Linked DNA regions of Mus musculus: all the other regions are linked to region 3. A link is a loop called in an ENCODE intact Hi-C map of the cell type or tissue named here. Cell type or tissue: left cerebral cortex. All regions are shown on one strand. Region 1 has its middle 51 kb from the start of Gm23379. Region 2 overlaps Negr1 (neuronal growth regulator 1). Region 3 holds the start of Negr1 (neuronal growth regulator 1). Region 4 overlaps Negr1 (neuronal growth regulator 1). Region 5 overlaps Negr1 (neuronal growth regulator 1). Region 6 overlaps Negr1 (neuronal growth regulator 1). Region 7 has its middle 14 kb from the start of 4930592C13Rik.

Region 1 (4,000 bases), 890 kb before region 3:
AAATTAAAAACCCTTGCAGATCTTTTGCTTATGTATTATGGTTTCTGATTCCATGCGGTAATTTTTAAAATTAAATTAAATTTAATTTAATTTGTGGAATTTCATACCACTTTCCTAGTGGGTGCACCATTTTTATTTACATCACCAGTATACAAATGATGTTAGCTCATGTCCTCACCAGCCCTTGTGCCTTGATGATAGCCATGCTGCCATACATGATGAGGTGTCTTGCTGTGGCTTTGGTTTTCATTCCTTCTATAACCATCAATGGTGAGCATCTGCTCCTGTAACTACAGGCCACTTATATGTTGCCTTTGAGCCCCTTGCTCATGTTTTTATTAAGCGTTTGTTATTATTTACTATTGAGTTGTAGGCATTTCACATACGGTTTGATTATCAATCACTGACCATATATGTGGTTCTCAGTGTGCTATCCATTCTGTGGATCCCTGTCACATTCATTTGTTTCGTCTGCTGTGTTGAAACCTTTGGATTTGAAGTCATCCTGCCAATGTAGCTTTGACTTTTCTATAATAGTTCAGCTGTGTTTGTTGGCCCTGTGTTTGAAGAACCGTTTCACTTGCACTTTCTTTGAGGAATTTCAGTTTCTGGTCTTGTGTCTAAAATTTTAATATATTGTTGTGTGTTCCATACATGTATTAAATTTCATTTTTTTATATGTAAAGATTCCATATTCCCCAAACAGACAGTTATGAAACAAAACAAGGAAATCCTGCTATACTCAATATGGTAGATGAATTTGGAAGACATTATGCTAAGTAAAATAAGTCTACCCCAGAAGGATGAATACATAAGATTTCCTGCATATGAAGTATCAGAACAGCCAAATCAAGAAACAAGAACTAGAAAGAGACAGCTGGGGCTGGCAATGGAAAGCACGGAGGTGCTGTCCATGGGGCTCAATGTTCAGTTGGTGAGGAGAGTACCTTGTGTGGATCTGTGGGACGTGAGGCATTCTTTCTCAGCATTGAGCCATGGGCTTAAAACCTTAGGAGTTTGGTCTCATTTCAAGTGACCTCACTCACAGCATATATGCTGAATGAAGTCATTAATAAGTTAACCTATGAATTATCCTACACTTAGAGGTACATGTGAGAGTCTGGGCCATAATCCAAACCCAAATACCACTGTTCTTGTTATCCAACTTATCCAACAACTGAACCTACCTTGACAAAGTGAAACTCTAATTTATAATATAATCCATAGATTCATAGAATCCATGAAAAGCCTACCAAAGAGATCTCACTGGGTGGAGAACACTTAATATAGAGACAACTATTTAACATTCAGAAAAGCATGGTAGAGGAGTTGCCTGTGTTATAGCATTTGCTGCAGAGTTAGATCTGTGGCCCAAAAATGTATCATCACTAGTCTGCCTGGCATTGTTTCTGAGTTCAGCCCCATTGAGAACGTTACAGTTTCTCTGCCTTTACTCTTAGGCCCCACAGTGCCAACCCTCTCTACATTAGCATAAATATAAGTAGTGGCTTTGCAGACAAATAGGAGCAATGACATATTAAGTAAAGTGAAGTTCTGTTTTGCTTTGGTCTTTCCTATTTACAGTTAACAGTTGAGTCTGATGCATCTGGCTGTGTGTCCAGCAGATGTCAGCATCAGGCTGCTTCTACTTTTTCAGTCTACTCTTTCAATCTGTGGTATCTTCAAAGGGCCATCAATATTCAACACAGAACATACTGAGATGTGAAATAGCAGGTGCAGTGAATCTGTGGTGAGGATGCATTTAATGGGTGAAGGATCCAACATTCCATCCACTAAGCAAACAACTGTATGTAAAACCCCATCTGTAGCTTTTTTATCCATGTCTATTATGAAAAATTATTTCAAAAATACCAGTAGAAGCTATTCTGTAGAAGATAGCTTTGTACAATTACGTGACAAAATGGATTAAAGCCACTGACAAAATATAAATATTTGAGTAATTTTAGGTTGCATCTGCTTACACCAGAAAGAGACACAGAAGGATTAAAATTTTTTCTTTAGGATATAATTTCAATCATGAAGTTTTTGGCAAAATGGACTTTTTAAAGTCACTCTTTTCTCCCCAGTACTGAGAATCTCAATCATTTGGAACAGATTAAAATTCTTCTGGTAATATACACCTCAACGAAGCCAAATGGATGGTCGAGCACCTCAGGTAAAATGCCATTTGTATAGTTCATACCCTACTGGATTCTATGGCAATTGACTAATGTATTTCCTTAACTAGAGAATCTAATGGGCCCAGCCACTGCAGAGTTGCTGTATGTAAATGTAAACGGATAGCAGTTGCATGGCAGCTGGGGAAATCTGTGGAAGTCGTCTCTACAGCACCCTCATGAGGGCATTGAGAACCAAAGAGGCAGAGAGGTGTGAGGCTCTGAAGTGGGCACAGGGTGCCAGTCTGCTTTCTACAGCCCCTTATATTGGAACAAAAGTGAGAGAATTCTACTGTTCATTGCAGGAGGAGTTAAAATTCTCCTTGCACACAAGCACCTTAGGTAGGAGGATAATTCGTCAAGCAAAAGCAATAACAGAACCTCGGATGACACTTGCACAACCCATGTGGTGGTGGCATTCCCCGGAGTTCAGACCAGGGCGCTGTGTGTATCTAGCTCTCTCATCTCTCATGGCTCTTATACAGTGAACTGTCTCCTTTTTCAAAACTCATCCAGGAACCATGTGGACCAAACTCAGAAGCAGAGCTTCATGCCTGGAAACATGAGTAAATAGGACCTTAAGCCAACCGACAGGTCTACATTTACATATTTTGCTGTGTTTTTGTTTTTAAATTTGTCTCAACATATACTGAGTGCTAGCAATGTCTGTGGTTTTTTTTTTTTTTTTTTTTTTTTTTTTTGTCTCAGGGAGATTGAGTGTCTGACACAAAAGAAAATCAACAATAAAAACATCAATTTGGGGGCACAAAATCAAAGGAATGGCTGGTCTATCCTACAACCACAGTGTCTCACCATGAGACCAGTAACATGCACTCTGTCACTGTGATGAGTGTGGCTTCAGCCCTGTAAGAGAACCACATCAAATAGTTCATATAGGAATCAAAACCAAACCTATAACCCCATTTACAGTCTATCCGCATGCTCGAGCCCTTAGCAAGGTGCAACGGCTCCATCCAAAGTGAGTGACTTGCAGCATCAGCAATGTGTGTACCCTGTCATATTAATATGTTAAAATGACATTCAAAGCGTGATCACCGTCACATTTTGCCAGGTGCACTTCAATGATCGTGCAGTACATTGATTTCTGGAAATGATCGCTTCATCAGTCTTTTCCTTGCTTTTATCTGAATGATGGCAAAGAAGACCCTTTTTTATGGACACCTTGTAATGTTTCCAACCGTCTTTCTTCATCTCCTTGGGGCACTGCCGGGAAACACATTAGGTCATAACTCAGTACTAGAGGAAAATTCTGATGATGAACCTTGCTTTTGCAAAGACTCGCTGACATTAATCTGCCATATGTGATCACTGTGTGGGAGATTGAAGATGGTAGTTCAGGTCTGTGTACCAGAACAGGCCCATCGAAGGACTCCCCCAAATCACAGGAGAGATGCCTACCAAGATATCCAGAAGCAGGAGTGTGGGAAGGTTCCAGGGATGACAGTTACCTGCCTTTCCAGTTCATTGTGCCAGGATCAGTGACAAAACTTATTGCATAGGTCCTGGATCTCTGTGGCCTGTATTTATCACGCTTGTGGGAAGAAGAAAATGTGTTTTAAGACCCAAGTGTATTTGCATTTGTATTAACTGGCAAGCGTTCATATTGATACCTTCGGCACATGTTCAACACTTTCAGTTCTGTATGCTGAGGAAGAAGAGTATTGTGGAAAGATGGGAGATGGTTGTGTGGCACTTACTAGAAACAAACCAACTTCTCATCTGAACGTACTCACGTGGTTTGTTTTCCAGACTTGTTTTATAGGCTTTAAAATGTTTCTTGTATTCAAGTCTCCATTCATTTA
Region 2 (4,000 bases), 240 kb before region 3:
GGAAAAATGTCCTTGATAATAAATGGTATGGCCCGGATCCTATCTTGATAAGATCCAGGGGAGCTATCTGTGTTTTCCCACAGAATGAAGACAACCCATTTTGGTTACCAGAAAGACTCACCCGAAAAATCCAGACTGACCAAGGGAATACTAATGTCCCTCGTCTTGGTGATGTCCAGGGCGTCAATAATAAAGAGAGAGCAGCGTTGGGGGATAATGTCGACATTTCCACTCCCAATGACGGTGATGTATAATGCTCAAGTATTCTCCTGCTTTTTTACCACTAACTGGGAACTGGGTTTGGCCTTAATTCAGACAGCCTTGGTTCTGTCTGGACAGGTCCAGATGACTGACACCATTAACACTTTGTCAGCCTCAGTGACTACAGTCATAGATGAACAGGCCTCAGCTAATGTCAAGATACAGAGAGGTCTCATGCTGGTTAATCAACTCATAGATCTTGTCCAGAAACAACTAGATGTATTATGACAAATAACTCAGCAGGGATGTGAACAAAAGTTTCCGGGATTGTGTGTTATTTCCATTCAGTATGTTAAATTTACTAGGGCAGCTAATTTGTCAAAAAGTCTTTTTCAGTATATGTTACAGAATTGGATGGCTGAATTTGAACAGACCCTTCGAGGCTTGCCATCATTCAGGTCAACTCCACGCGCTTGGACCTGTCCCTGACCAAAGGATTACCCAATTGGATCTCCTCAGCATTTTCTTTCTTTAAAAAAAAAAAAAATGGGTGGGATTAATATTATTTGGAGATACACTTTGCTGTGGATTAGTGTTGCTTCTTTGATTGGTCTGTAAGCTTAAGGCCTAAACTAGGAGAGACAAGGTGGTTATTGCCCAGGCGCTTGCAGGACTAGAACATGGAGCTCCCCCTGATATATGGTTATCTATGCTTAGGCAATAGGTCGCTGGCCACTCAGCTCTTATATCCCATGAGGCTAGACTCATTGCACGGGGTAGAGTGAGTGTGCTTCAGCAGCCCGAGAGAGTTGCAAGGCTAAGCACTGCAATGGAAAGGCTCTGCGGCATATATGAGCCTATTCTAGGGAGACATGTCATCTTTCATGAAGGTTCAGTGTCCTAGTTCCCTTCCCCCAGGCAAAACGACACGGGAGCAGGTCAGGGTTGCTCTGGGTAAAAGCCTGTAAGCCTAAGAGCTAATCCTGTACATGGCTCCTTTACCTACACACTGGGGATTTGACCTCTATCTCCACTCTCATTAATATGGGTGGCCTATTTGCTCTTATTAAAAGAAAAAGGGGGAACTGTGGGAAGCCGCCCCCACATTCGCCGTCACAAGATGGCGCTGACATCCTGTGTTCTAAGTTGGTAAACAAATAATCTGCGCATGAGCCAAGGGTATTTACGACTACTTGTACTCTGTTTTTCCCGTGAACGTCAGCTCGGCCATGGGCTGCAGCCAATCAGGGAGTGATGCGTCCTAGGCAATTGTTGTTCTCTTTTAAATAGAAGGGGTTTCGTTTTTCTCTCTCTCTTGCTTCTTGCTCTCTTTTCCTGAAGATGTAAGAATAAAGCTTTGCCGCAGAAGATTCTGGTCTGTGGTGTTCTTCCTGGCCGGTCGTGAGAACGCGTCGAATAACACACATGCACACCAATGATGCAAAGACCCAGGAACTCAGCTCTCCACTGACACATTCACAGAAACTTTATCTGTTTCAGTAACAACCTATGCAGCACATGAAAATGTGAGAGGTTCCCTCCTACACCCTTGCTGTGAGTATTCGGCTAGCAGGCCAGTCTTGACAGCCCAGCTGCTGTTATACTCTTCTGGGTTAATACTGACTCTTTTAAAGTGCCTTGTAAATATCAACATTTGTGTGCCTGAACCCAAACTAAAGCTGCATAGCAGCATTCAGCCTTCTTCCAGTAGACCAGACTGCATGCAAACAACTCTTAGCTAGAAAGCTAAAAAAACAAAACAAAACAAAACAAAACAAAAACAAACAAACAAACAAACAAAAAAAACCAAAAAAACCAAACCAAACCAACCCAAAACAAAGCAAAACAAAACCAAGGTTTGAGAAAGTGGGTGGCATTGCTAGACCAGGTAAACCATGTGGAAAGGAAGCAGGATCAGTATAACAAACAACTTTAACATTAAAATCTAAAAGCTAAGATGTTGTATTTAAGGATGTAGAAAAGAGAATGCCTAGGAAAAGAACAGTCCTAACTTAACTGAGGTAGTGATGAAGGGACCGAAGCACTGAGTGTCCACTGATCATGGGGATCCCCTGCTCATCTGGGTTCATTCACATAAACCTGGCGCAGAAGTGAAATGAAAACTTGTGTACAAAAACAAAAACAAAAAAATCAAAATCATGTATTCTGTGGAATTCCCCAGGTGCAATTGAAGACAGTGGAGAATTGAGATGTTGGAATGCCAGGATGAGATGTTTTACTCTATTTCATAGTTGTCATAAAGCTTATAATTGATTTTTTTATCTTATCATTATCCAGGAGCCTGAGTGCCTGCTATGGAGTTACAGGTTAGTTCACAGACCAATGAATCAGAAAATAAAGAGTAGGAAATGGGAGCGTCTGTTTCTCTCATTGATTGATCTTTGTGTGAACAAGCACAGCTGAGATACTGAGCTGTAGATGAATGTGGGGTGAACCAGCTTCTCAGCCAGTGCTGCTCTTCACAGCAGCTTCTCACAGTGTTTACTTTCCATCCTTCCTTTTGCCCACTATGCACTACATTCATAATCATGTATGTCATGGTTTATTACATATGCCTGCTCATAGACACACATATATTGCACATGCTTACATTTTACATATACATATATGAAAAGGTAGAGAGAAAGAGGTGTATGGATTTTAGAGAGCAGTAAAAGAAGAAATTGTAGCTGGGTGTGGTGGCACACGCCTTTAATCCCAGCACTCAGGAGGCAGAGGCAGGAGGATTTATGAGTTCGAGGCCAGCCTGGTCTACAGAGTGAGTTCCAGGACAGCCAGGGCTATACAGAAAAACCTTGTCTCGAAAAACCAAAAAAGGAGAAGAAGAAGAAGAAGAAGAAGAAGAAGAAGAAGAAGAAGAAGAAGAAGAAGAAGAAGAAGAAGAAGAAGAAGAAGAAGAAGAAGGAGGAGGAGGAGGAGGAGGAGAAGAAGAAATTGTAATAACTGGAAGCATTTATATCTGTATTATAAATTGATTGTCATGCCTTTTGGGTAGATAGATGTGATCTATACATGCACCATAACTTCCTTGCTATGATAAAATTTAAAAATGTTCTAAATATCTACAAATTTTTTTCTAAATATCTAGAAAAATCAAATAATGCTTTGACTTAGAATGTGATAATTAGGAAAAGAAAGTCATTCCATAATCATTTCAATGCTCCAGAGATCTGTGTATATTGAGTCCAAGGACTTAGTATTTGATTAATAGGAAGGAAACAAAGACAGATCTTACAATTTGTCTACTGTCTGTGGCACACCTAGAAACAGACTCCATGGTGCTCATTCGGAGACAACTTCACCACCCCTTCTTCCTTCTGGATTCTGGGCTAAGTGTAACACATTGAAATGAGTGAGTTTCTGCCAGTCTCACTCACTGGCTGCTCCTCTCAGGTAAAGGCCTGACAGCCAAGGCAGCTGCCATTAAGCAGCATGGTCTTGCCAGGACACAGAATGGCTCTGAGCACTAACAATGAGTCACTGAGATCTCACGTTCTGTGCACGTGCTGCAGTACCTGTTTCCTGTGGATAACTAATGAGAGAGGAAAATATGGAGATAGTGAATTCAGAACACACCACCGCACATCAAGACTCAGGAAAGTTGCACAAATCACAGTCAGGAAGTCAGCGGTGGGACAATGCTAACCTAAGAGTAACTATGCATCCTCACTCAAGTGACTTCCAATTCTGCTCTTTGCCCTCACAAATTATTATTATTAAAAATTACAGCAGAGAATCAACATTACTAATTATTTTTAAATTTGGTAACTCTTGCTTT
Region 3 (4,000 bases):
CAGGTTTTTTTTTTTGGGGGGGGGAGGCAGGGGGACAGTGTAGGTGGGTCTATGGGAAGTGAAGAGCAAGGCAGGGCAGGGAGCCCTGTTTAGCGCTAAGCTTGACTGGTCATCAATTTATATCCAATGGGAAAGGAAATCTTCCCCTGGGCATACTTGGTAGTGTGGCTTCTGAGGAAAACAGGCTAGGGAGACCTTTCACCGACAAACACTCTGTTCATGCTCAGCTCAGTGAAAATAGGGGAAGACAAGAGGCAAAACTACAGACAGAAGAGAAAGGGAAGTGTGTGTTGGGGGTTGGGGGGTGCACGTGTGGAGTGAGTGTGGAGTGTGCATCCTTTAAACACTGGGGGGGGGGGTTCTGAGTGTGAATCATTTCTCACAGGAGGGAAGTGCCAGTGTATGAGAGGATGGGAGAGCTGAGAGGGAGTGTGCTCATAAAATCGAGATTTATGGGATCTGAATATGGTACTGGACCTTGAGTGTGGGTGTGACAGAAAAGTGCATGGGAGGCAAAGCTGGAGACAGATGATGGTCTGGGAGGGGAAGACAAGGGCTATGGTGAGGACCGGAAATTAGTGGAAAGGGAAATCTGGAAAAACAGGGAGAATAAGGAATGACAGGAACTAAGGTGTGAGGGAAACACTGGGAACACTATAGCATAGGAGTAAACCAGAGACTGGAGGCAATAGGGGTGACTGAAGAGGGAGTTGGAGAAATGGGATAGGGGACAGAGGAAGAGGGAAACACAGAAGGAAAGCAGCTACAGGAGGGGGAAAAAAGCTGAATGGAATATTTGGATCTTACTGTTCAAGTGAGAGGGAAAATAAATGGAGCACAGAGCCAGCAGTTGAGAAAAGTCGCTTACGGAGTGAAGCAGAAACAAGCCCTGTAAACTTGTCAGACTCCTGGAGTACCGCTGGCAGCAGAGCGGAGACCTGGCTCCAAAGTGGCACCTGCCCCTCCTTCAAGCCCCACACTTCCTAAGCCCGGGCTGCTTGGAAAGCGCTTTTCCCTCTCTCCCTAATCCAGCCAGACCCCTGCCCCGGGGTCCGAGAAGCCCAGGAAGGGTCATGCGTGGCTAGCCTGAGGTGTGGTGTTTTTGCTCGTGAGCAACAGCAGGATTCACTCTGGGTGTAAAGCAAGGTGCAGAGAGGGAAAGGGACGGAAAGACAGACTGAGGCAAGTGTAGAGAGGGCGCGCGGTCCCTACCTGAGCACCGCTGTGTCACCTTTCCTCACCAGCATGTTGTCCACGGCCGCCCAAGGGAAGTCCACGCTCTGCCCGGCCGGGAGGCAAGAGCACAGGCTCAGAAGCACCGCCGCCAGCCACTGGTTCGAGCAACAAGCGCCCTGCGCCAGGAGCACCATGTCCGTGCCTGCCAGGCTGCTCGCTCTCCGGCAGCGTCGGCTCCCACCCCCTGCTGCTGGCGAGGCTGCCCGATAACCAGGCGGCGCGCCACACGAGATTTTTTTTCCTCTTTTCCTTTTTCTGAGTGGGTGGGTGGGTTTCTTCTCTTTCTCGCCCCCTCCCTAGTTGTCGGGCGTAGTTTCCCTCTTTCCCCGGCCTCGCCTCCTTTCTGCTCCTCTGCAGCTTGCCTTCCCTCCCTCCCCTCCCGCCCCCTGGCACCGCGCTCCACCTCCTTCGGGGCGCCCGGCCGCGTCCGGAGCGTGGCTAATCCCTGGCGGCCGCACACCGTCCTGCGAGGCTGCGAGCAGAGCGCGGGAGGCGGCGCAGGCAGCGCGGGGCGCAGCAGCGGCCGGCGGCCCCCGGGCTCGCGCGCGTTGCCAAGCGGCCGTTTCCGTAGCAACCCCGCCCAGGGATGGAGGACCAGGCAGGGAGGGGGGCCGGAGAAGCGAAAGAGATAGATCAAAAAGAGGAAAGAAGAGGGACTGGGAAGCTAGGGCGACTGAGGATACGCCGAGGTCTAGTCCGGCTTGGCAGCGCGAACTAGAGAGCTTTGCGAGCCGCGGGGCTGGGAAGTCAGGGCATAAGGGCCAGGCCTGCCCTCTGGTGCTTTCGGCTCCTCGGGCCCCCGACTTTAAAGTGCTCAAGTTGGGGTCGGCGCCATCATGACGCCTGAGACTGAGTGAGTTGGCTTTTTTTGTTGTTGTCTTGTATTTTTTTTTTAATCCTGACTAGCTAATAGCGCTGTTAATAAACTGCCAGTTAGCTCTCTCTTCTCTCTCTTCCTCTCCTCTCCTCTCCTCTCCTCTCCTCTCCCCTCCCCTCCCCTCCCCTCCCCTCCCCTCCCCTCCCCTCCCCTCTCCTCTCCTCTCCTCTCCTCTCCTCTCCTCTCCTCTCCTCTCCTCTCCTCTCTTCTCTCCCCTTCCTGTTTCCTTCCCTCCGTTCCTTATTTTTCCTTTAGTGGGGGTATTTCTTTTCACCCTCTCTTGGAGATAAGCAGGGATTGTGGCGGCGCTGCTGCTTTACGGGGACAGTATAGTGATTCGGGCATGCCGACCGAAAGCTAGTGCGTGTGTGAGTCCGCCTGTGCGTACTGGAGAACGCCTGCCCTTCTCTGTGCGTCTTGATACTAACTTGCGCATGAGTGTGTGTGCGCGTGTGGTGTCAGCACAGAGTGTCCACTTGTGAGAGGGAGATGGAGTGTGCAGGGCGCGTGCTGGGCCCGGGAGCGCGCGACACGCAGGCGCAACGGGAGGGATGGGCGGGCCTTACTGGGATGCAGAGTTGGAGGAGGCTGCAATCAGTGTTTTAATTGTGTGGAGCTAGGCGGTCCTGTTATGTAAGAGGCAGTTTAACCCATTTGAGCCTACTGGGCGGAAGGCTTGCGCATTCGGTTGAAGCCAAGGCATTCCTCGGCTTTAAAGAGTCCCAGTTGTATTTTTTTTTTTCACCGCCTCCCAGTTGGGGTGGACCTGCATCCTTTGAGCAGTAACCTCAACCCCTCAAGGGGCAAGCAGTGTCCCGCGGATCTGCTAGCCTACGCCCAGGTCAGGGCAAAACAGGGTACAAGGCACGGGGGTCACCCCATAGTCCACTCTTCCCCCCCCCCCACCCCCTTTCTGGCACTCATTTTCAACCCTAAGATCCTAGAGGTCTTCCAGGCGATTTGCAAATCAATGAGAGAATCTGAATCCAGAACAGCGATTCCAGTGCCCATGAGGAGTTTGGGAAGCTGGTGGTTAGAAATAACTTACCCTCACCACTTGGTTTCCCCCACCTTCCGCCTGTAGCGGTATTTACAAAACACATTCGTCTTTCACTGGTGCTCATTTGAACTCCTTTATTTATTTATTTATTTATTTATTTATTTATTTATTTTATTCTTTTATTTTTTTCTGAACGCCAGCAGGGCCCCGCGGCAGAGCGCACTGAAGCAAGGATCTCTGCAGGGGTCAGCATCCGGCTTCCTCCCCAGACTGAGCTCTTGATGAGGCAGGCAGGAGTCATAGATGTTGGTGGTACCCAAGGTGGCTTTTTATTTTTTATTTTTATTTATCACGTTGTCTAAGGATAGATGGGGTAGGGCCAGCAATTCACATCACCCGGGACCACCCAGACTGACTATCCAGGAGCCTCTAAGCAACATCACCACCCTGCAGAAGATTCCCTGCGAGGCTCAGCAATTAACGGAGAGGTTTGCAGCAGGAGCTACTGATGTGATTAGTATTCAGGCTTAATTCTCAGAACCCGCTCGGGAATTGAAAGTGCGGTAGTATTCAGCCGCATTTCGAAACATCAATAAAATGTTAGTCATTTGCGGATGAATGAAAACATTTTTCTTTACCGTCTGCTGTGCTAGGGAAATTATTGTCAAATGGCAGCCTCCCACTAATATTGATGCCAGATACCTAAAGCTCTCCTCTTGTGTACTTCATTTAACATTCTTGGCAGTGCACTCTGGATAAAGCTTAAAATTATCTAGGACAAACGAGGTATTAGAAGGCTTGACTTCCCACTACGTGGCCAACTAGTTCCATGCGGTATTATTTCGCTATCGATAAACTAGACGCCAATGAAAAGAGGCAGAAGCCTC
Region 4 (4,000 bases), 670 kb before region 3:
CATCTGAAACGACACGGAGCAGCAACCAGCTCCCATAGGCTCTCTATCAAGTGTCTCACTCCTCATCTTCAAGCAGAACACAGATTTGTTCTGTCTAGTTGCCCCTTTACTGTTATTATGTAGCTCATTTTTTTTAATGTTACATCTTTCCAGTTCTGAATAAATGCAGCAAACACCATTTCTACACATGAGATGATAAAAGGAAGATCCCTAAATACACAATTACAACTCTGGATTATGTTTAAATTATGTCTGTATTAATTACTTTTCTATTGCTGTGAAGAAACACCATGACCAAGGCATCTTGCAGAAAACTGCAGAGTTTACTATGGGTTTACAGTTTCAGAGGGACAGTTCACAACCATAACGGCAGGTAGCATGGCAGCAGCAGGCAGGCATGGAATTGGAGCCGTAGCTGAGAGCTTACTTCATGAGACACAAGCACGGGGGGGGGGGGGAGAGGAGACAGACAGAGAGAGAGAGAGAGAGAGAGAGAGAGAGAGAGAGAGAGAGAGAGAGAGGTGGGGGGAGGGAACACATAGGGAGATAGAGAACATAGGGAGACAAAGAGACACGCAGAACGACAGAGCGACAGAGAGACAAAGAAACAGAGAGAAACAACTGGGCATGCCATGGGGTTTGAAAGTTAACTCCAAGTGATACAACTTTCTTGGCAAGGCCACATCTCCCCCTCCTTCCCAAACAGTTCAACCAGCTAGGAAGCATGTATTCAATTCCATGAGGCTATGGGGCTGTTCTCATTCAATTCACCACAGAGCCCAAGGTGTAGTGCATCATAAATGCACAATCAAGGATGCTAATGGTGTGTGTGTAGTGATGGATGGACCTTGTGTTTGTCTCAACTTAAGGATTTTCAAGAGAAGGTGTTAATCTGGTCACACTCAAATTATCCTCCCAACCTACACACCATCTAAGAAGACTGTCTGATTACAGGCTCATTTTAAAGCCAAAGAGAAATCTGAAGTCAAACAGGTTTGGTGGTTCGAATGGAAGAGAGGTAAGAGGAAGCCTGTGTGAAGTGGGAAGTGAAATTGAGCCCCGTTCCAACCTGGCAGCAGACACTGAATTCACAGATGAGGTCATTCACAGTACAGAACCTAGTCAAGTTGTCACCATCACTGGTGGCCCAGGATCAAAGATTCTCCCTAACACAAGCAACACAACAGCAACGACATGCTCACGTGTACCCATGCTCACATACACCCACCTGTGTGGTTGCATAGCAGTACAGCTCCCTGCTGAGGTGAGGGGGGGAGTCATGAGCCATTCTTCGGTCAAAGCTTTTCTGAAAAGTCTCTAAGAATGTGTGTGTTATTTTAAACATCTAAGAAATAAAGTGTGACCTAAAAGATGTTAGGTTCTGCCTGTTTGTTGGCGTGGTTGTTGGTCTTCATGTCAAGGGGCTCCTTTTGAGGCACATTTTAAAGACATTTAAAAATAATTTTTAAAATGTAATTTAACTTGAAACATGGGCACAAATTCCATCATCTTCAAGAAGAGCACAGATTTGTTCTGCCTAGTTGCCCCTTTACTGTTATTATACAGTTCATTTTAAAAAAAAATCAGTGGAGATAAATGCAGTTATTCCTTACATGTGCAGCCAAGCCACCAGTCTGAGGAATAAAGCCCCTGGTGACTGGTGGCAAGGGAGACTCTCTCCTAACCAGTAATCCACCACCTCAAACTGCCCAGTTCATCAGTGTGACTCCCACTATTGGAAAGAACTTTTTTTGTGCCTAAATAGGTAACTTCTTTGAAACACAAATACCCCTTGGCAGGTGCACACAGGGTTGTTGTCATTAGGGCTGTTGCCAAAACAAACATTTGTTTATAGAGGATCAGCTGGGAATCAGGTGAGCATTCAGGCCTGACTTCACTGGAGCCTTGAAGAATGATGCATGCACTCTGGAAGACACTGGGGAGCTGCCACCCAATGTCACCCTAAGTGGTAGTGGAAAGCAAAAACACAAGAGCTCACCTAATCTTGTTCTTCAAGTGTAAAATCTCAGTTAGAACACATTTCCCTTTTTAGTTTGCTTTTGGTATTTTCACAGTTAAAGCCAATTTAGGATCTCTGTATTCCTACTTAGAACAGCTACAGACAGGCGTCTGCTCACTGGTGTTCAGAATCCTGAGTCTGAAACAGGAACTGTTTCCTATATGTTCTGTTGAAAAAAAAAAAGTGAACTAAAACATCATTAGCTTGAATCCTCTCAAAATTAGCTTGGTTTCTGGTTCTTTCTCTAATTGATCCATTTTCCATCTGGGATTTATCTCTTACATTGAGATTTTGTACTTCTAGTTCAATATGGGCATAGACATGAGTGATGGTGTGTGCCTGTGTGTGTGAGTGTGTGTGCCTGTGTGTATGTGCATGTGTGCACATGCATGTGTGTGTGAGAGAGTAATACAAACATGTTTATAAAATTATTGGAAATAATGTAGCGTTACAAACACAATCTTTCTAATATACATTTTCCCTTTCTGCAGTGCTCATAAATACAGAATATAAAACTAAACTTGTAAATCTGGGTACTCAAAACTCAGTATCTAAATATGAAAAAATCCAAGGGAGCTTGGGTAAATTCTGATGCCTACTTCTAGAACTAGAGCAAAGTAACTGCTTGCCCTGTTATGAGAAGCAGAGCTGCAGCACGAAAGGCTTCAGGACCCGACCTCTGGAGCCTGTAGTTTCCCTGCTTTGGGTGGTAGAGAAGAATAGTAGGCACATTTGGAATTTATGGCCTTTAAAACTGTGAGATTATAAATCTGTGTTGTTAGATGTTTCCACAGCTACAATAATTTCTTATACAGGCAATAGAAAACTCATACATTTGTGAAATCATTTGACCATTTATCCATTCATTGATTCACTCAGGAAAACCTTGGATATTTTCTAAATGTAAGGCACAGACACATTTCATCTACCAGGGATATCCATCCTCTTAGCTTCTGGGCTATATGCTGGATGGAGAATTATCTTAGCCACACATGAAATATTAAGTCACTATGTGTGTAGTAGAATTGTCTTTCGCAGTAAACTATGAATGATAATGCAATAAAGAAACTGTTTCTTCCTCATAGAATTTTGGAGAAATTTTTTTTTTCTACCAGTCTCTGGTCCCCTTTTGAGGAGATCATCATGAAATCTCCCTCTCAGTATAAGCCAGGCTCTCTATTAGATGTGGAATAAATGTACAATTTTAATTTTCAGTATAAAATACAATGTAAAGTCAAGAACATATAAAATATAGAAACATGAATTTCAGCTACTCTAATTCCTCAGGTCAACCTCATCGGTGTATCATGCAATGAGTCCATCCTTATAACTACCATCAGTCTGTCAGATCCACCCTGAGAAAGACAAGAAGTATGAATGTTCATGCTTCCCTAAAGGGTCTTGCAATCCAGGGGTGTGCAGACCCTCTGTCTGCAGATACCAGGCATAGAGCATGTGATAGCTGTGGGGTAAATGTACAGTTTCTTCAGAGCCTTCTCAGGGTATCTGGCAAGTGCTTTGTCAAGATTCACCATCACAGCTGTGTGCTATTTCTTGTAAAGAAAGTAGATACTAGAAATCATTTTCAACTGTAAACTTTGTGCCCTCTCTATGTATAACATACGAAGAACATGTGGATCATTACATGGTGTACTTTACAGTGAGATGTTGATTGATAATGTTGGTGGTGCTTAATCCTGAATCTAGATACATCAGAAGATCAATAACTTAATTATCTCCTGCAACAGAGCTGAAGGCCAACAAGACAGGACACAAGGAATGACAAGTAGAAGTTAGCAAGCACTCCAGTTTCTTTTAAAATCATCATATGCTAAATTATACCCTAAGACTTTTGCTGTACTTGTATCTGGAAACTAATCAGCTAATTATGGATAATTATAATTAATATCTGAATTCATTATTATGAAGCATATTAATTGGAATTTGAAATATATTCTGAGTTGTCTTAAATTTCTCACA
Region 5 (4,000 bases), 370 kb before region 3:
CCACCAGAGTCCACCTTGAGCTTAGTTTCAGAGCATGGGTAAGGGTTTATGGGCAGGAATATGAGTGAGCCCACATAGCTCCAGTGGAAGATCTGTACACAGCATGGGTGCTGGTTTCCACACACCCACATAGATGGAGCCTCATCCCATATCCTTTCCCAGAATGTACACTTGAGCTTTTCTCTGAGACACAGGATCATATGTAATTAGGAAGGAATAACTTGCAAATAGTTGGTAAGAGAACTTATATTCTGGGTGGTGAGGGTCCAGAGGAGGAGACAAAGACATGAGTTCACATGTCGATGATGGACTCTCATAACTGGGTACAGCTGATCTCATGATTAAGGCCAGTAGTATGGCTCACAAGACAGCATTGAGGAACACTTGATACATCTCAGTTGACAAAGATTTGAGCATATCCATTCTGTGGAACAAGACATTCCGACATCAGCAAACCAAGAAGAAGAGCTGAGTCAATCTACTCCTCATCAGCTGCAATGCATGTGGACCATTTATTTGCGTCTGATGAGAATACTGGCAATACTCTGCCTTAGCAGAGAACTTCTTAATTGTACAAAACAAACTCCCACTCTCCCCAGCTGGAGCACTCTGTACACAGAAGCTCTTACGGAGCTCTCAGGCAGATGCATATATGTAACTTATTTACCTCATTCATGCCAGAGCAGAGCCAAATAACACATTTATTTTTAACTCCCATGTGTTTGCTTTTATAATGATTCTCTCTCTCTCTCCTCTCTCTCCCCCCTCTCTCTCCCTCTCCCCCCCCCCCCGTCACTCTGTCACTCTGTCAGCAAAGTGGGAAAGTTTGACATTTGGCCACACATTTGGAGATTTTGGCAGTTTGACTTGAGGGCACCTAGAGGGTATAATCTTGGTAGTATCTGAAGTAAAGTTCACGTCAATAATTTGAGGACTTTTACAGTGTAATGTATACTTTAAAATTAACCCCATGCTGAAGACTGCAGACTGAGATGTCAAAAACGCTTAGGATACAGTTTAAAATAACTTGTGAGTCCAGGTTTTGGGAGGTGTTCCTGGCCCGAGGAACAACCAGATCCTCAGTTTGTCCCTGGGGGCTTGAGATGAGCCTGATGTCTGGGGTCTCTGCAAGGGCAGATCTTTTCTCCTGAGGAGAAGGGAGACTTCCTAACAGATAGGCTGACCATCTGCATGGCAGCAGAGGAGGCTTTGGCAGGAAACTACAAAGCACAGCAAGGCATCCTGGTTTGAACAAAATGTTTTTATGCAATGTGTTACCATGGGGATTGTTTTGCATCTGACATTACCGCCCACATGCATCAGCCTGGGTTTATTTCCTGACCAAATGAAGTTTATTTATTTATTTTCCTTCTTAATATTTTAGAAAAACATTTCTAAATTTCTAAATCAAGTTTCTAAATAACTTAATGAACAGTGTTGATGGATTATAATAAAACTTTCATCTATCATTAGTAAGAGGGAACTGAAGATGCAGATATTTCTTTAAAGTGAATTTTATTTTAATTAATATTTTACTATATTTAGACAAAGTACATAGCCTATATCGGAAGACAGAAAATGTTTAAGTCATATATTGTGTTAATTTCACTCAGTAACATTTTATCAGACTCTGTGCACAAGAATCTGTAGGTCAAGAAACTGGGATCAAGTAATACTGGAGTCAGGGGAGGGAGAAATGTTGAAACAGATGCTGGACGTTGATTTTTTTTTAAATTTTTTTTGAAATCTAAGAACAGCCAATAGTCTAGGACATAAACCTGAGTCCATAGCTGGCAGCCTGGCTTCCATGTTCAGCTACATATAGACCACAAACATCTATGTATCTTGTATGTTCTAAATGACTTTGAAAAATTAGAAAATTAAAAAAAAATCTTAAATATGTTTTGCAATAACTAAATACAAGAGTAATAAGCTTGAACTAACCTCCCTTAGAGTAGCTCAGCTATTCGCCACTGCCTTACATTTACCTGATTTGCTCATTTTGTTGCCAACCTGGTCCAACTGGGTTCTTGTCAATGGTTGTTGCATGACTGTTCAGCATGAAGGCATAGGTGTTTTCTGGAGTGTGACTCCTGCACAGGCTAGATTAGATCACAGAGGAACTGGAGTGGCCAGGTAAGAGGTAAGCATAGCCAGAGAAAGTGGTGGCCTGAAAGCTGCTTCTGAGAAATACTTGAGAGGGAAATACAGATAATTAGTCTAAATGATAAAGTTCCTGTAGGAGGGGGAGGGATGGTGTGAAGATGAGAAGCCCAAAATAGCACAAAGCAGAGATCTGGCATTGCTGCCTCCTTTTAGAAACTTAAGCAGATTCGATATTTTACAATTTCATAGATGTGTTTGATGCTTTTTGATTGTGCAACCCTGACTTCCAGCCCTCTTCCCTAAGGATCCATTTCCCATACTCAAGTCTTCTTGCTTTGTTTTGTGACCACTGAGTTTCGCCACATAAAGGTAGGGTTACACTGCACCCACAGTCTGTCTCCTTTTCATCTTTGATGTGGATGTAAGAGTTCCATTGCACCCTCTCAGGGAATGAATGAGCAGGGGTTTCCCTTTGGGGCACAGTTTTGAGTGTTAACTTGAGGAAATTTCCAGTAATTGCGAGTCATGGCAAACCTATGCTGACCTCTCTGAGATATTTGTCAGTATTAATCAGTAATAATAAAGTGTGAATCTCCAGGACTGAGATGAAAATGTGTCTGTTCATGTAGCTGCAGAGCTTTGCAAACACGCTGTCCTTGGTAGATGCTTATCGGGGTAAACTTGAGGAATATGCATGAACTATGTGCTGCGTTTTCAAAGACCCTACTCAGGATGATTTGCTGTTTCCAAATCCAGAGTGTTACGATTTCTCTGATAGTCCCATTATCTTGCTAGTCATTCCAGATGAACTAAGGCTCAGGAATACGGTGACTTTGCTGAATGATAACTTCGAGAATCACAAGCTTTGTGTAGAACACATCTAGAGACACAGCGATGTTGAGATTTCATGTCCACTGTAATGGGATGTACTCCATCCAGATTCTGTCTTGAATGTTCTAGAAGGCATGTAACACCCCAAACACTTAATTCACTTGGAGTGGCTTAAACAAATAATAGGCATATGCTTCATAGAAGACGGATGGCCATCACTCTCTTGGTTCTCTTCAGTTCATTCCTTGTGTTTCTGAATGTGCCAAACCAGCCAGATCCATAAAGGCTCATGACTTTGTAGAAGAAAACAAATAGGTTTGTTAAAGGGAATTTCTTTACGAAAACTACCAAAGGCTCCTTTCATCTCTGGACATGAATCCTTGATAAGCTAGATGCTAGCATTGCAGTGTGCTGCGTGAATGCAGGAGTAGTAGTCACGTGTGCGGAGATGGCTAAGCAGGAGCTGAACTGGTGGACTGATCCCTCAGCAACTGTGTCAGATCTGGAGCTGTTGAGAGGAGGATATGATGATCCCTGGAATGCTTTCTTGGAAAGCTGGTCTATCCTTGGACCTTTGCAGTTAAACCTTCTGTTCATTCTGCTTTGGCCCATCCTTGTTAGCCTGGAGAACTCCTACCCACCCATTAAAATATGTCACAGGTCCTGCTTCTCTTATGAAAGTTTCCTTAACTATTAGTATAACATGTGTGGGCAGTCTCACTGTGCCTTATTTCTACATTTAGTGTGTGAACTTCTTGATTATTAATCATCTCCCTTGTGGGTTCTAGAATTACTTCTAACTTGGAGTTTCTGTATTTCAAAGACTATATTATTCTTTATATTATCAAAATTGATAATAATGCCTAGGATAAATTCATCTTACTCCAGATGAATTATAATTTATTAAACTAAATAAAAGCATACACAGCACACAAGCTCTATATTTCTACCTATCATTTGCTATTTAGGAGAGATTAAATATACATGAAACTCAATAACATATATAATTTAGTCAGTCAGGAAATTTTAAGAGTTAAATTTCTTTGAGTTGTGTACTCACTCT
Region 6 (4,000 bases), 330 kb before region 3:
ACTTTTGTGCTTGACAGGAAACTATGTTACAGGGGCATGGCTCACAAGAAAGGCTCCAACAAAGGCATTGTCTGAGGAGCACAATAATAATGACAGGTCAAAGCACAAAGCGAAATTTATTCTATAAAGCAACATCAAGGAAGTGTTTACTCAGAGCTCATATCAGCTCAGTTTAGGGAACACAAACAGCAGGGAAGGGCTGGAATGACTGGTGGAGGTGAAGGTTCAAGCAAGATCAATGTCCTGAAAATCCTTGTAGTGCAAAGGACTCCACCAAATTAAAATGATTTCCCCTCCCTTCTCAGGTCTACAACTCTTGTGTGTCCTTACCCAGAAACACACTTCTGTCTTTATGCTTTTCTGAGATCAATGAAATCAAATTTCTCAGTTTGTCTGTGGGATTCCTAACGTTCACAGAAGTGACTGAGCTCACCCCTTCCTGCTCCGTACCTCTTCTGACACTGCCTAAATACGGGGACTGTATGCTCTTCCTCTGGGGTATCTGTAGATTATACTTTGATTTTCTTCTTTATTCTTGCCTTTGTTCAACATTGATATTTCCTAGGATGGGCAGGTAGGAAAATCGGATTGCCTATTGTTACTATGACTACAGCACACTGTATGCATCCATGTCCACTCTCAGAGTCTGAGTGGAGCAGAGCAGACCACTAAGCATGGCAGTCACTCAAAAATAGCTCACCTAATTAAATTTCTTTTAATTTACTTGTTTTTCATAATTTGGTTATTAGTTCTATAAAGCTACAAAAAATAGGATAAACAAATAATTAAACGTACAGACTTAGATACTCAGAGGAGCAAAATTAAATTTCAGTAAACAGTGTCAATATTATATGTCTCCCTTTGCACATGAAAGGCTTTGCTTTCTTAAGATTTACGGTAACCAGAATATTGGCATGCACCTGCAGGCCAAGCAATGTACTTTCCACTTTCAGGACAAAAACTCACCAGGAGAAATCTCATTGGAAAGGAAGGACTTTTAGTGACATTGAACAGGCCAGGAGACCTGTCATCAGCCTTGACACTTGGGGATCCACAGTAGTTGCAGATGGGTGTTTCAAATTCACACAGACAGGGGTTGGATCTTCCTGCATTTCTTTCTGTTGACATTTCTCCCTTCATATCTGAGACAGGAATGTGAAGAACTCTGAAGCAATTTCAGAGGCTTCCCTGTTTAACAAGATAATTCCCTGCCAAGTGTTAACCTTCGCCTTTTTCATAAACTGATGGCTTTGAGTTTTTGCCTTGGTCTAAATGGGCTCACGGTACAGCAGCATGAGTTCATCTAAGCAAAGGTATTGGTAATTTCAGTCTGACATCTCCCCACCTGGGTGATTCCAAAGATGTCACAGAATAATGAGCACAGCAAACAATTAGCATCATCCAAGAAACAGCCTTCAAATCATCTGAGGCATCTGTTCGTCCCTAGCTCCACAGCTAATCAGAGCCAGGACTCCCCAAGGCATCTTCCTTCTCAGCTTCAAGTCTAATTACACTTTCTGAATTCCAAACCAGTAAGGTGCTTGTGGCTCACTCGGGAGAAAATGCCCATTATTCATTGTAGAAAAAAAAGGAGAATCACTGCCTAAGTGGTAAGAATGCCACTTGCATTTCTCCCCAAAGACCTGATGCACAGAAACCATGCTTCCTGTGGGATTTCTACTTGCTCAGAGCCCCCACCCTAGTTTATAATTTTTATTATAAGAAAAATCTCCACATTAGTTGTTTTTAAACTTCTGTAGTAAAAAAAATAAACTTAGCAATTCAAATAAGATAGTTTCAGTGAATTAAAAACACATGAAATTCATACATGATAACTGAAATACATAATAAAATTTATATGTGTCCTTGGGAATGGTTCAGAGCCATTAATTAATCTCATGAATAGAATGCTTCCTGTTCACACACAGAACACTGGAGAATAGAGTGCTCAAATTTTAGGTTTTGTTTTGGTTGGTTACGTATATTTAGTATTATTACAATTTACCCAACTATCTGAAATATTGTGCTTTCTTTTCATTATGTCTGTCCTGAGATCGTGTGAATAGTTTCCATTAAAAAAAATAGCTTATTTATACTCATTGTTGAAAAATGTAAAACACATTTCACAAAAATGTCTATATATGATAAGGTAAATAATATATAGAAATGCTTTTAATAATCAGGTCAGAGACATGGGTGAAAAGATTTATACTTAAAATGCTAATTAAATCTTGCCATAGGTTTCTATGTCAGAAGTGGACAGCTTTTTCACTTACATGCTTCTGGGAAAAAATGACCAACCACTAATAGTACTGTGACAAGCATGAACCCTACTGTCTGAAAGCTTTCCAGAGAGTTGATAATTACACACCAAGGAACAAAAGTTGTTGAGCTTGGGAACAAAAGGTCTCAGACTGGCCCAGGGACACTTTGCAGCCTCAAAGCTAGGTAAACATCTTCTCCGCAGAGCATCACCACCATTATGTAGGAAAAATGAAATAAAAGTCTGTTGGCTTGGGTAGTACTGACCTAAGAACAATAACACATATCGATTGCATTTTCTTTTCTTCCCATAGTATTACCCTGTGTTTTCTATGAGAATGATTGTATATCATCTTCCTTGAAAGCCTCAGATTGCAGAGCTCATACTAAATTAAGACATACTGAAAAGTAACGAAGGAATGAAAGAAGAAAGGAAGGGCTGAAGGGAGGGAGGGATGGAGGGAGGGAGGGATGGAGGGAGGGATGGAGGGAGGGAGGGAGGGAGGGAGGGAGGGATGGAGGGAGGGAGGGGTGGAGGGAGGGAGGGAGGGAGGGATGGAGGGAGGGAGGGAGGGAGGGAGGGATGGAGGGAGGGAGGGAGGGAGGGATGGAGGGAGGGAGGGATGGAGGGAGGGAGGGACAGATCCAGTATTTAGTGGATTGGACCTTATTTCTTCACATCCTACAGAGGCAAATGTCTTATCTTTTATTTTTATTATTATTTTATTTTGTCATGTCTTATGTAGCCCAGGCTCCCTCAGACTCACTGTTTAGCAGAGGATGGCCATGTATTTGTAAGTATTAACTGAGGGAAGAAACCTGACTCTGAATGAGAACAGCACCATCAGTTGAAATCCTGGATTAAATAAAAAGGGAAAATAAAAGTCAGAAAGGCAGCTACATGACAGATATCCACTATACAGCTGTTCTATCACAATGGGAGCCAATAGTCTCAGGCTTCTGTCACAGCAGCAAAGAGCCACGCCCATTATTAGCTCTTCAAAACCATGTAAGCATAAGAACCTAGAATCATAGGAGAGACAAGGAAGGCAGATTCCTGGAACTCGCTGACTGGAATGCTCAGTCTAGTCCAGGAAGAGGCCCTCTCTCAAACAGGGAACCTGATGATGAATAATGCCTCCAAACATACACGTTACCTATATGCACCCATACACACGTGTGTCCATACCCACATGAACATAAAATACACTAACACACACACACACACACACACACATACACACACACACACACACACACAGATTCTGAAATACACAATTTCTACTCTTTATTTTTTACCACTAGTTTGAGAGGTAGTCTTCTAATAAATCTTAATAAATTTGCATTTGAAGTTTATCTGAAGCAGAGATAAGAGCATATTAACCCTACAGCTTTAATGAGATTGATTCAGACTTTAAAACACAGAATGACTGTACTGCCCAGTGTGAAGCCTGTAGTAACATAATCAAAGGTGGCTACAGGCAAAGGCATACAAAATCCATGAAAACCAGAGGATTTGTTTGCCTTTTTACTTGAAAATTTGTCAAACTTTTCATCCTAATTTCCTATATAATTTGAGGGAATATTTATCGTATTTAACCCTAAATTTAATCGAACAAATTTTAACAGTACTGAATTTCCTAAAAAATTAATTAATATAGAAATTTAGAGAGTTAGACATAATTCACTCACAAATCCAGGTGAAAAAATTTCCAGATTAAGATTTTTAAACTTATGG
Region 7 (4,000 bases), 960 kb before region 3:
AACAACAACAACAACTCCTGTTATGTTTGTGTTAACAGGTAGACATCTGTACCAATCTGCCTGGGCTCTAACCCAGGCTGAACTCATTGTCTGATTGATTGATTCTGAGCAGGTTATGTAATGTCTCAGGATCACCTGTAATAAAATGAGAATAATGATAGCATCCGTTTCCTAATGTGGTTTGAGGTTTAGTTGCTGAGGCCCCCCCCCCCTAAAGCAATAAAGGCAACAGCAGGCGAACAGCACACAGCCAATAAACCTAAGCTGTCAGTACTGCTCTGAGCTTCAACCACTGACAGTGGTGAAAGTGACTGTCTACCTGTCCAGGAGGCAATGTAGATAAGTTGTGATGGTACTCATGAACATAGCTAGTAAAGTGATGGGTTGTTGATAAATGCCAGCCTCTTTCCCATTTTTATGATTGAGGAGACAACTCAGAATTTTATGATGCTTTGTGGTTGCAGCGCATAGCATCAGTCTCATTTGTGTGCAGTTATAGGACAGAGAGGATCAGGTGAAATTTTACCAGTGACACATATTAAACATTGTTATTAAATAAATACTATTCAATGAACTAATTTATTGCCTAGTTTTCTTCTTAAAGCAGCTTGGTCGAGAATTACCCAATACATTTTAATTATTTTGATTTTGGTCACAGATATGGTGTTGTACCAGGAAGCATTTGTGAACTCCAAAGGACCACCAAGGAGCCATTTCCGATGTTATAGCATTAGGGTATCTTTATTACAAGCCCAGGCTTGGGTTCTCCTCCAACCCAACCCTGACACAGCAGGATGGGAAGGGAAGGTGGACCAGCCTTGAACCCTTAGCAGGAAAAAAAATTATAGGAAAATAGGAGCAAGTGAGGGGGTGAGGGAGGGGGTGTTCACTCTGGCAAGCATCTAATAGAATGACTACAAGCCAACAGGTGGATACTCTGAAGCAAGACCATATACAATCACAAATGGTCTGAAAGTACATCTGAAACAATCAGACTAATCTTTGATTAACTGTTGCTAGAAAGTAGCTAGAGAGTAACTCTGTCTAAGGACAAACCTTGGAGTCCTTTCTGGTACCTGGGTGCATCTTGGGTTCTGCTGTAGGTCAAGTTCTCAGGCTTTTCTTCTTTTCTTTTCTTTTCTTTTCTTTTCTTTTCTTTTCTTTTCTTTTCTTCTTTTCTTTTCTTTTTCCTTTTCTTTTCTTTCCCCTTTCCTTTCCTTTCCTTTCCTTTCCTTTCCTTTCCTTTCCTTTCCTTTCCTTTCCTCTTTCCTTCTCTCCTCCTTTCCTTCTTTTTTCTTTTCTTTTCCTTTCCTTTCCTTTCCTTTCCTTTCCTTTCCTTTTTTAAAAGATGGAGGCCGGTCCCAAATGGAGTAGGTGTGGCCTCTCAATGGTGATTTACTCTCTGCAAAGAAATAGGTTATTGTTTCAAGTTTTTTTGGTGGCAAACCCTGGGACACAGTCTGCAGGAGCTGCAGGAAGCTGCTGTCAATCATAGGGTGAACATAGAGGTTAGGACATCATTACTTCTGCTTTACTTCCATGATGGACACCTGAAACTTTCTAATGAGCAAGCCCTTTGGAGACAGCTGGCACCCCACAAGGTGCAAGCCTTGCTGAGCCTCTTCTTGTCTCTTCACGGTTCTGTTGGTTAAAGTCTTAAAGGATGTGAGAGGCTTTGGTATGACTATAATTGGTTGAAGCACTTTTTAACTGGCCTATAGGAGCACACATTGCTGGAAAAAGAGTGGCAAGGAAGGGGGTGATGTTAACAAAAAGTGTGTTGGGGGAGCTCTTCATTGTATTCATCCAAGAGAGAAATCTGTAGCAGACAATTAGATGTGCTAGGCAGAAAGATCCAGCAGGTGGCAGCTCAGTAACGTGTAGTCACAAGTCATTGTAGGGAGCTGGTGTTCAGGATCATCTTTCCTTAGAACAATAGAAAATGCTGTATCTTAAACAATATATATTTATTGTCAGGTTGTGTGTGTGTGTGTGTGTGTGTGTGTGTGTGTGTGTGAGTGTGTGTGTAAAAGTTAGCACATATCTCTGCCTGTGTTCTATGCTAACCTAGAAAATTAGAATTGTTATGTGAAGTTACCCAACTTAAAGGACATTGAAGTTTTCTGAATTTTTCTACTATACTTTACCAACACTCACTCCATTATTTTGAAGCATGTATATGTATTTTCTATGTTCTAAGAGATGGCAGACTTGAAGTTTTTTCAAGTAAAATGATATTGCAACCAACAATTGATCACTTTGAGAAGTTACCTGAAATTTTAGCATTCCAGGCATAATTTCTTTAACAGTTAAAATATTTAGGAAACTCAGGGAGTCAGCAAAGGAAGCTGGGCTCAGGGCAGCAAAATAAAACAGCAGCATTTCTAGTGAATTTGAATATATATGTGTATACACACACACACACACACACACATACACACACACACACACATATATATATATGTATGTATATATATATATATATATGTATATATATATATATATATATATATATGAAAGAAAAACAAAAAACCAAGACAAAAAGTACTCTTAAAATACAAGCTCGAGGATGGAGCATCTTGTTATGTGGATTTACAGGTGTTAGGATTGCCCTGATCCCAGAACAGAACACTGCCAATGCCCTCTGAGACAGCACCAGACTGTTACACACTGTCTGTTTAACTGAGCATATTGTTACACCCTTCAGCAACAAATCTTCACTGTGCCCTATTTTATCAGGGCACCAGGGCCTGACAGATTTCTCACACAATTAAACCATCAAAAGTGATACAATTTTGACATGAAATGTGTTTATATTTTGAGAGCCATCAAACAGAGCTTATGTGCTTATAATTACTTAATAAAATTAAAGGCTTCTGTGGAAGTCCATTTTAAAAATACATCATAACATTTTAAGTGCATAGGTTCATGAAGTTTGTTCCAATTTCCTGGTGACAGATGCACAAGATCCCCCTAACAGATGTGTAGTTCTGGGCACTCATATGCTATTCACGCTGACAAAGGTTTAGAACCAGCATTCTTCTCACCATCTTTCAAGGGTCAACTACTAAAAAAGATTCAGTTTTGTTCAATTGAAAAGGATAGAATTCCCAAGGTTCAGTTTACTTTAGTTAATTTGATAGAAGAGTCTGGCATTTCTCTCCCAAACAGCCCAAACTAGTCCCCTTCTGCTAATGTAAATCAGCCTGAGCTGTAGATGCCTACAGAAGAGATTTCTGTCAGTTTCTAGGAAGATCATAGAATTGGGGGGTGGGGGTGGAGGCTGGAAGTTGTGATGGTTTTAATAAGAATGGCCACAACAGTCTCATATATTTGAGTGTTTGATCATTAGGGCATGGCACTACATGAGGGATTAAGAGATGTGGCCTTGTTGGTATAAGTTTGGCCTTATTGTAGTAGGTATGACTTTGTTAGTGTTTGTGTGGCCTTATTGGAGAAAGTGTGTCACTGGGAGGTGGGGTTTGAAGTTACAAAAGCTCAAGCCAGGGCCAGTGACTCCCTCTTCCTGTTGCCTGCAGATCCAGATACAGAACTCAATCTACCCCTTTTCCATCACCTATCATCTGCCTATGTGTCACCATACTGCCAGCGTGATAATAATAGACTAGACCTCTGAAAGAGTAAGCAAAACACTTTCTTCATCATGGTCATGGTGTCTTTTCATAGCACAATATCACTGACAAAGACAGAAGTGAAATTTAAAGGTACTCTATCCTGAGTTACTGCTTGTTTGCAGGGTTTTTCCTTTATGTGGATTTGGATTTCATCACTATTTCTCTCTCTCTCTCTCTCTCTCTCTCTCTCTCTCTCTCTCTCTCTCTCTCTCTCTCTCTGTTGTGTGTGTGCACATGCATGCACATGTGTGTGACATAGTATAAGAACATTTTTCTTTATTATACATTTTTATTATTTTATAATTCCATACATGCATGCAATGCATTTTTCAGCATAATATTTTTATTGATTCTTTGGGAATTTT

Evidence for each region. Hi-C counts contacts between places; a loop is a spot of excess contacts. Peaks named below come from ENCODE experiments on the same cell type or tissue, not always from the same donor. Only the 100,000 strongest peaks of a DNase experiment are listed, where the experiment ranks them.
Region 1: it touches region 3 in a loop (3-fold over the local background); 4 of 42 quality-filtered maps call a loop at or near these places.
Region 2: it touches region 3 in a loop (3-fold over the local background); 4 of 42 quality-filtered maps call a loop at or near these places.
Region 4: it touches region 3 in a loop (3-fold over the local background); 5 of 42 quality-filtered maps call a loop at or near these places.
Region 5: a loop joins it to region 3, with 4 times the contacts of the local background. A loop is called at or near these places in 2 of 42 quality-filtered maps.
Region 6: it touches region 3 in a loop (2.8-fold over the local background); 2 of 42 quality-filtered maps call a loop at or near these places.
Region 7: a loop joins it to region 3, with 6 times the contacts of the local background. A loop is called at or near these places in 4 of 42 quality-filtered maps.

The regions. Positions count from the first base shown.
Region 1 is chr3:157,447,627-157,451,626 of GRCm38, reverse strand. No RefSeq gene overlaps it. Among named protein-coding and RNA genes, the nearest start is that of Gm23379, 51 kb to the right of the region's middle. In left cerebral cortex, CTCF peaks have their summits at 1,620 (motif pointing right) and 2,362; DNase peaks (open chromatin) are centred at 1,641 and 2,350.
Region 2 is chr3:156,797,166-156,801,165 of GRCm38, reverse strand. All of the region lies in intron 1 of Negr1 (neuronal growth regulator 1), which reads right to left. Among named protein-coding and RNA genes, the nearest start is that of Negr1, 240 kb to the right of the region's middle. In left cerebral cortex, no CTCF peak of the experiment used is centred here; a DNase peak (open chromatin) is centred at 1,722.
Region 3 is chr3:156,559,565-156,563,564 of GRCm38, reverse strand. Negr1 (neuronal growth regulator 1) reads right to left here and starts at 1,771. Exons shown (of 7, transcript NM_001039094.3): 1 at 1,213-1,771. The coding sequence starts at 1,370. 4930570G19Rik (RIKEN cDNA 4930570G19 gene) reads left to right here and starts at 1,878. Exons shown (of 4, transcript NR_040399.1): 1 at 1,878-2,089. In left cerebral cortex, a CTCF peak has its summit at 1,555; DNase peaks (open chromatin) are centred at 3,207, 3,410, 3,567, 3,956 and 5 more places; H3K4me3 peaks cover 4,000 bases; H3K27ac peaks cover 3,840 bases.
Region 4 is chr3:157,228,731-157,232,730 of GRCm38, reverse strand. All of the region lies in intron 6 of Negr1 (neuronal growth regulator 1), which reads right to left. Among named protein-coding and RNA genes, the nearest start is that of Gm23725, 6.6 kb to the left of the region's middle. In left cerebral cortex, no CTCF peak of the experiment used is centred here; a DNase peak (open chromatin) is centred at 2,075.
Region 5 is chr3:156,925,769-156,929,768 of GRCm38, reverse strand. All of the region lies in intron 2 of Negr1 (neuronal growth regulator 1), which reads right to left. Among named protein-coding and RNA genes, the nearest start is that of Gm24373, 280 kb to the left of the region's middle. In left cerebral cortex, no CTCF peak of the experiment used is centred here; DNase peaks (open chromatin) are centred at 548, 1,137 and 2,358.
Region 6 is chr3:156,892,936-156,896,935 of GRCm38, reverse strand. The region is part of intron 2 of Negr1 (neuronal growth regulator 1); the gene reads right to left. Among named protein-coding and RNA genes, the nearest start is that of Gm24373, 320 kb to the left of the region's middle. In left cerebral cortex, no CTCF peak of the experiment used is centred here; no DNase peak of the experiment used is centred here.
Region 7 is chr3:157,518,507-157,522,506 of GRCm38, reverse strand. No RefSeq gene overlaps it. Among named protein-coding and RNA genes, the nearest start is that of 4930592C13Rik, 14 kb to the left of the region's middle. In left cerebral cortex, a CTCF peak has its summit at 1,854 (motif pointing right); a DNase peak (open chromatin) is centred at 1,851.